Linked DNA regions of Homo sapiens: region 1 is linked to region 2. Evidence: chromatin contacts called from ENCODE Hi-C or POLR2A ChIA-PET data. All regions are on one chromosome and are shown on one strand. The core of a region is the stretch at or near the end of the contact, and the rest is flanking DNA. Distances in the headings are between cores, read along the strand shown. Region 1 holds the start of DDX39B (DExD-box helicase 39B). Region 2 holds the start of HCG17 (HLA complex group 17).

Region 1 (3,482 bases), core at 983-3,482, 1.2 Mb before region 2:
TATTTTTAGTAGAGATGGGGTTTCGCCATGTTGGTCAGGCTGGTCTCAAACTCCTGACCTCAAGTGATCCACCTGCCTTGGCCTCCCAAAGTGCTGAGATTAGAGGTGTGAGCCACTGTGCCTGGCCTTCAGTCACTTTCTTGTTTTTTGTTTACATATTCCCTAAACAGCCCAAATGGCTATCCTTTGAAACTTCTTGGAGAAACAAGAACAAGTAGTACTTTATTATTTCTCTAAAGTGAGAAACATGGTTCCTCATTTGGGAATCTGAGGACTATAGATCGCAACTGTAGAGAAAAGCTGGAGTGTAGGAGCAAGTGCTCTTTGCCCCTTTACCTTGCATTTTCTTCATAGCACTTACTGCTACTGGTTTTTTGAGACAAGGTCCTGCTGTGTTGCCCAGGCTGGAGTTCCAGCTCACGGCAGCCTTGACCCCCTGGACTCAAATGATCCTCCCACTTCAGCCTCCTGAGTAGCTGGGATTACGGGCGAGTGCCACTATGCCTTGCTAATTTTAAAATTTTTTGTAGAGATGGGGTCTCACTTGCCCAGGCTGGTCTGAAACTCCTGGGCTCAAGCAATCCTTCGGGCTCGGCTTCCTCAAGGGTTGGGTTACAGGCCTGAGCCACTGCACCCTGACCACTTATCGATACTTGACATTATATTTGTGTTTATGTGTTTTCTTTCCTGTAATGTAAACACTGTGAGAACAGGGCTGTTCACCGTTGTGTCCCCAGATCCTAGGACAACATGTGGCACAAGGGAGGCAGTTGATAAATACTTTTGAATAAATTAAATGATACTTGGGAAAATACCTTCTATGACACCATTCTTGAATTAGTTACTTCATTTGTCACTGAAGACAAGCTTACTTCACCAAGAATTTGAACCAATAAGGTAACCTGCAGTGTATTTACTAACCAGATTCTTTGAGCAGGGAGGCAGAATACAATAGAGAATGAGAGATGTTTGCATCCTGGCTGTAACCTCACCAGCCGTACTGCTTGAGATATGTTGCTTTGCTTCGCTTCTGTCAATAAGATGAGAATAACGGTACCTACTCCTTAGTATTAAATGATTAAGTATGTTAACAGGGAGAGGGCCAAACGTTTGTTGTTTTATTACACAGCAGGACATCAGGTCTTACTTTTGTAGCTCCCCATCTCAAAGACGGGGATAGCAAATGTTTCATTCAGGAAAAAAATCCAGGTTGAACAATGGGGCTGTTGGGGCGGGGCCAAGAACATTCTGCTCGAATTAACAGTATTAATGGGCCGGGCGCGGTGGCTCACGCCTGTAATCCCAGCACTCTGGGAGGCCGAAGTGGGTGGATCACCTGAGGTCATACATGGGTGAAGCCCCGTCTCTACTAAAAAAACAAAAATTTGCTGGGCGTGGTGGCGGGCGCCTGTAATCCTAGCTACTCGGGAGGCTGAGGCAGGAGAATCGCTTGAACCCGGGAAGCAGCGGTTGCAGTGAGCCGAGATCAGGACATTGCACTCCCGCCTGGGCGACAGGGCGAGACTCTGTCTCAAAACAAAAACAAAAACAGTATTAATGGAATGTAGTATAACCCTCAAGCCCTACTATTAACACTTGGGGCCGAATCCAGACCCCGTCTTCCCGCTCGGATTCAGAACACCTTCCTGACTCACTGGCCCTAGGGCATCAGCTACCTCGGACAGCATCCTTTTGGGAAAATACCGCCCACCAGCCCCACGACTGGGAAAGAGTCGGGAAACACCCCCGAGCAATCCAGTTCCCTGAGACTTCCCTCCTCCCTCCCCTCAGCTAGGGCCTGCCGGTTCCTAGTGCGTGCCCAGCAGTCCTCAGGTCACCTTCACTACCGGGCCAAGGACCCCGTGGGAACTCGCAGCCTTCGCCACACTCGTTCCTCGCGCATCCATGGAGGGGTGCCTACAGAGAAGACCTGCGTGGCAAAAACCTAAACGAAGAGATGAGGGGCATGGAGAGGAGTAGGATAAGAGAATAAAGATAACAGTGGGGGGGAGACGTTAGTTTCCTTTATATCTTTTGTTACTGGCGGTAGCAGTGAAGTTAGAAACGGTTTTAAAACAAATTTCAGACAGGCATTTTCCAAAGGCAAGCCTGGAGCGCACGGATCTGTATAACCGCGGAAGGCCCTGTTTCCGGTCCCTTGCGCCTGCGCTCTTGCAGCCAAGAAGGCGGGAGGCTGGAGTAGAGGGAAGCCTGCAACCGGAAGTGAAGGCAGATTTCCCTCCTTCGTCGCTGTTGCTGCCGCCATACGCGCTCTCCCTGTTTAGGTAAGCTTTGGCCTTCGCTACAATCCGTTTCCATCTGCGCTTCTCCGCACCCATCCCGTCACATGGGTTCCTGATACCCTTTTCACAGGCGATGGTCTGGTCGCTGGGGCCTAGTTGGTTCGCTATTTCCTTAGCTTGCATCCCTTTCGAGAGCAAAGAGCTCCTGGGGGAAGGAAGGGAAGCTAAGGGGGGACCCAATCCAAGATGGTGTCCTCGGCGCCATTGTGTTCGTTTTGCTCCCTTCTTCCAATGGGTTCTTCTCATATTGGAGGCCTCAGCATCAATGAGAGGCGGCGCTCGGCGTCCCTTGGTCTTGGTATTTGCGGAGGGCGGGGCTCTTCTCACCTTCCTTGTCCTTTCTTGAGCTCTTTCTCGGCCCTCGGTGGGACTGGGAGGAGGAGCTGGTTTCTGGGCCCAGTTGGATTTTTCTCACCTTGACTTGCCCAACTTAATTTGGAGTGCCTTCCAAGTGTTTACGATACGATTGGTGTCATTGTATGTTTCTCCAAAAGGAGTCTCACCTTCGTAGCGTAACAGTGATGTGAGACCACTTGGTAAAGATCCTGTTAAAGCCTGGGCGGGGATTGCCTTTCTCTGTCACCTATTAGCTTTCTTATTGTAGGGTGGAGACATGAATTTTGTTTTTTTGTGGCCGAGCCATTTGTCTTGCACCGCCCCTCCCCCCCATGCTAATTACACAAGGCTTGCTTAAACAGCGGAAGGGAGGATACTGAGAAGTGGGAGGCTGAGAGCTATGGGAGGTGGACGGCGGCCATATGATGTTTTCTTTTCGAAAGGTGAGCGCTTTGCGCAGTGATGACCCTCATCTATCACCCTTGACTGATGGCTGCTGAGTTAGGCATCCATAACGGTGGGATTATAATAGGGAAAGCGGAGTCTTCCTTTGAGGACTTTTCAGGACTCTACTTGTCATCTCCATTTTCCACTTTACTAAGTTATTAGTCGTATTTTACCTTTTATTATCTATTCTATTTCCTCACTGTTACTTTCAGATCAAGAATTTATAAGTTGGTCTTCCCCTTCCAACTTTTCTGGTTTCCGCTACTGTGATTGCTAATCTTGTTGGGAACCTCTGTCCTAACCACTTTCCCTGGTACTGCTTTTTCTGTTCTGTTATATTTGCTTTTCGTTTTTATGTTTTGTATCTGTTTTTCTTTCCAGGTAAAAGTTTCCTGG
Region 2 (3,628 bases), core at 509-3,008:
TCCTGTATATATTGTTGGCACACACAAATGTGTTTGATTTGGAGTAGGAACTGATAACTTCTTTGGATTTGAATTTCTTCTGTCAGCAATAGGAGAGAAGTTCAGTCAGATGATTTCTATCTGTGGGAATCCAACTTTGACTTGTGGTGATCCTACCCCTTCCTCAGTCTTTTACAAATTAAGTGGCCTCCTCACCTGAGACGAGTAGAACTGTATGCACAGTAAGGCACCAGGACGGATCTAGACTGGCAAAGAAGTGGTGAGAGAAATGGGGAAAGGGTTAGGGAAGAAGGGAGAGGACTCTCAACTACAGTCATAGTGAGACCTTGAGTGCCTCTGCGTTAGTCCTTCCTCTTCCTCTACTCCTTGTGTCTCAGCTGAAGGGCAAACTTCAGGGACAATCTCATTTTGTTTCTACCACTGTTCAGGGTCCCACCTTGCGACCCTCTCCTGAGAGGTTGTCCACAACTCTGTCCCACCCCCGTTCTCCATCTTCTTCCGCCAGATCTGGGGCTGGGGCATTGGAGAGGGGAAAGAGGAAACGTCGTGGCTGGCAGGGTAGGAAGGGATGCGTGTCCAGGTGAGAAAGAGGTGTGACGTGCAGATGGGATGCCCGCCGCTATGACGCTGCCGAGACCCGCGGTGACTGCGTCAGAGTTTCACCCGGGGAGGTGAGCAGCAGCGGGACGGGGGAACGGCGGGGTAGCCAAGCAACGCCGGACGCGCTGACGTCGCCGGGGCGGCAAAACGTCCGCCCGGGCCCGAGGCGGGCGGAGGCAGCTGTGGTTACGTGCGGGGGGCCGGTGACGCAGTCGCGGGGCGCTGGGACGCGGCTTGCGGAGCCGGCCGGCGAGCGCAGGCCCCAGGCTCGGGCGCGGCGGCGGGACAGCACCTACCTTCCCGGCTTCGGGTCCGGGAGTGCGGGGCGCGGAGCCGCCGGAGCGCTGCCTCCCTCCTTCCTCCTCCCCTCGCCCCCGCCCCGCGGCGCGACACACAATACTCGCCGGAAGCGGAAGCCGCGCCGAGGCTCGTGTCAGTGGAAGCTGGGGTGTCGGCGGGCGGCCGCGGCCGGGTCTAGCGGTGCCTGCGGAAGAAGGAGGAGGAGGGCTGGCGATGAGAAGCAGCAGGGGGAATCAAGGGCAAGAAGGGACCCAGAGGGGCAGGTGGCTGAGATGCTGGCGTCCAGGTGACCCGAGGAATCCTCTGGAGATACAGGCCCGCGCATGCGCGTGCTCGAGCGCTGAAGCCCATTGCCCGCAGGGCGCTGGACTGGCGCCCCGGCCGGCGAGGCTGTCTAGTCCAGGCTCCAGGCCCCGGCTCTGGCCAGGCGCCGCCGCCTCCCGGTGCAGCTGAAAGTCGACGAAGAGGGCGGGGCGGGGGCGGCTTGTGGACTTCCACACTTTTCCTCTCTTCGGGCCAGTCTGGGGAGAGGGTGGCTAGCTGTGGCGGCGGCCAATTACGTGGCGGACCTGCGGGGCTAAGCTGGCACGTCACTTCCGACTAGTGGAGTTTTTAGCCTTTTAACATTCAAGGATTAGGTAAGTTCTCCCCGCGGTAGACTTCAAATACTCTTTGTCCTGCCCCTGCTTGGCGAAATTTACCGAAATTATCTACCTATCCCGCTGGAGTGGGAGCCGGGGGAGAGCTGGAACCGCGTCTCTGCTGCTCACCTTTGTGTCCTTAGCTCCTTCGCATGGGGTCCGACCGCAACACGTGCGCTGGATAAACGCTTGTTAACTGGGTGAGAGCCAAGGCCTGTTCTTTCCACTTCTGGGGCTGTGACTTGAGTTTCTCCGCAGGAGCAGATAGTGTTTGTGTAGGGACTGCGGACTTTTGCATTACAGCCTCCCTGCTTTGCCCGCCTGCTGCTGGAAGCTTAGCAGGTCAGTGATTTTGGAGGAAGTGGGTGAGGTGATGAGGCTGGGGAAGAGTATGCTGGGAGAGGTGTGAGGGGCCCGGGAAGAGGTGATGGGGCTGGGGAGGGGCTAGTAGTGGGTAGAGGTGTGAAAAGGCTGAGGAGGAGGGGTTAGTGCTAGGAGGGGTGTGACACGGCTGGTAGAAAAGATAGCTTGCTCCGCCTCCCCGCCGCCAGCACTAGTCATGGAGAATATTCATTGAAAGAGATGAGCAGATTTTGCTGTACTCTCCTCGGTGAGAAAGGGCCCTAATTTCCGGTGTAAATTGTGCTGCTGTTTACAAACACCCTGCATTATTTAACCTCTCATCTTGGGAGCCAGAAACTATTTACTTGCTGAAAATATAATCCAGTATCTAAGGTATAAAGATTTGGGATCACACATGCTAATTACAGTTGTCTACCTTTACTGTTCCTTTTTTTGTGCCAAGAATTGAAGAAGATTAAATTTGAGAAAATTACATTTGATACCTTTTTTCACATTGCTATGTAGCCGTTAGGGATTTTAGCAGCAGCACTTGTTCTAATTCACAAGATGTCTCACTTGTAAGGGTAGTTTGAAAGCCACTAACTGGGCAGTGAGCCTCCTTAGCCGTGGCTTCGGAGGGAGAGAGAGATTTGGTTTTGATTTGTTAATTTGTGGCGCTTAAGATGTTGATAGCCCTCCTTTCTGGCTTTCTGTTTGTAGATAACCAGGAGGAATGTGATTAGACTAAGGAAATTAACAAGAGGAGGTCCAGTTCTAAGGACTGTGAAGAATGTGCTTGCCTAGAGACTGATATTAAGGGGATTTTATGCTGAATATGGAAGGAAAAAAGGGAGACTGTCTAGGTAAAACTATAAAATTATGAAGCGCAAGTAGTATGACATATAACAGGGCTTGGCAAATCTTTGCTGTAGAGAGCCAGAGAGGACATCTTTTTGGCCTTGTGGTCCATACTCAGCTTTCTCCTTGCAGTATGAAAACATCATTAGACAGTACTAAATGAAGGCTGGGCGCGGTGGCTCACGCCTGTAATCCTATCACTTTGGGAGGCCGAGGCGGGTGGATCACCTGAGGTCAGGAGTTTGAGACCAGCCTGGCCAACATAGCGAAACCCTGTCTCTACTTTTTAGTAGAGACAAAAATTAGCCGGGCGTGTGGCGCGTGTGGCGCGCACCTGTAATCCCAGCTACCTGGAAGGCGGAGGCAGGAGAATGGCTTGAAAGCAGGAGGCAGAGGTTGCAGTGAGCCGAGATCTCGCCACTGCACTCCAGCCTGGGCGACAGAGCGAGACTCTGTCTCCAAAAACAAACAAAAGCTAAATGAGCATGGCTGTGTGTCAATGAAACTTTATTATGGATGCTAAAATTTGAATTTAATAACATTTTCAAGTGTCATTAAATACTCCCCTTGGATTCTGGCCCTCCCTCCCCAGTCATTTAAAAATGTAAAAACCATTCTTAGCTTTTGACGTATACGAAGACAGATAGTAGACCGTAGTTTGCCGACTCCGGACAGGATAATAATGAAATATCCGGTATTTTTCAAGCGATAGTAATTGGGAGAGAGTGAAAACAAGCTATAATCTCTTAATTTCATCTGTCTGTTTACCACAATAATAAAGGGGATCTGAATTCTTAACACAAATTTGTTATGGCCTTTGAAAGTTGCCAAGATTTATGAATGTACGTATATTCTCTAAACAAGAAAAGGTATATTCCTTGTTTAAA

The links. A loop is a pair of places that touch in the nucleus more often than their neighbours do. ChIA-PET counts read pairs that join two places held with the same protein, here RNA polymerase II (POLR2A). Pooled maps may share reads with other maps.
Region 1: a loop to region 2 is called in a map of CD8-positive, alpha-beta T cell, with 5 times the contacts of the local background. The contact joins the promoter of DDX39B here to the promoter of HCG17 in region 2. A Hi-C loop is called at or near these places in 1 of 168 maps with a recorded cell type or tissue (CD8-positive, alpha-beta T cell) and 9 of 50 pooled maps. POLR2A ChIA-PET finds 5 or more read pairs at or near these places in 1 of 52 experiments (CD4-positive, alpha-beta T cell).

Annotation. Positions count from the first base shown.
Region 1 is chr6:31,540,753-31,544,234 of GRCh38, reverse strand. It overlaps DDX39B (DExD-box helicase 39B), which reads left to right and starts at 2,232. Exons shown (of 11, transcript NM_004640.7): 1 at 2,232-2,285. ATP6V1G2-DDX39B (ATP6V1G2-DDX39B readthrough (NMD candidate)) reads left to right here. Exons shown (of 13, transcript NR_037853.1): 3 at 2,087-2,285. SNORD84 (small nucleolar RNA, C/D box 84) reads left to right here and starts at 3,057; the gene lies at 3,057-3,134. It overlaps DDX39B-AS1 (DDX39B antisense RNA 1), which reads right to left and starts at 1,931. Exons shown (of 2, transcript NR_133675.1): 1 at 1,839-1,931; 2 at 1,097-1,526. RefSeq lists a silencer at 1,575-2,490 and enhancers at 1,804-2,725, 1,603-2,802.
Region 2 is chr6:30,324,264-30,327,891 of GRCh38, reverse strand. It overlaps HCG17 (HLA complex group 17), which reads left to right and starts at 1,758. Exons shown (of 5, transcript NR_052012.1): 1 at 1,758-1,883. TRIM39 (tripartite motif containing 39) reads right to left here and starts at 965. Exons shown (of 8, transcript NM_001369521.2): 1 at 897-965. It overlaps HCG18 (HLA complex group 18), which reads left to right and starts at 736. Exons shown (of 3, transcript NR_102327.1): 1 at 736-1,741. RefSeq lists an enhancer at 2,286-2,929.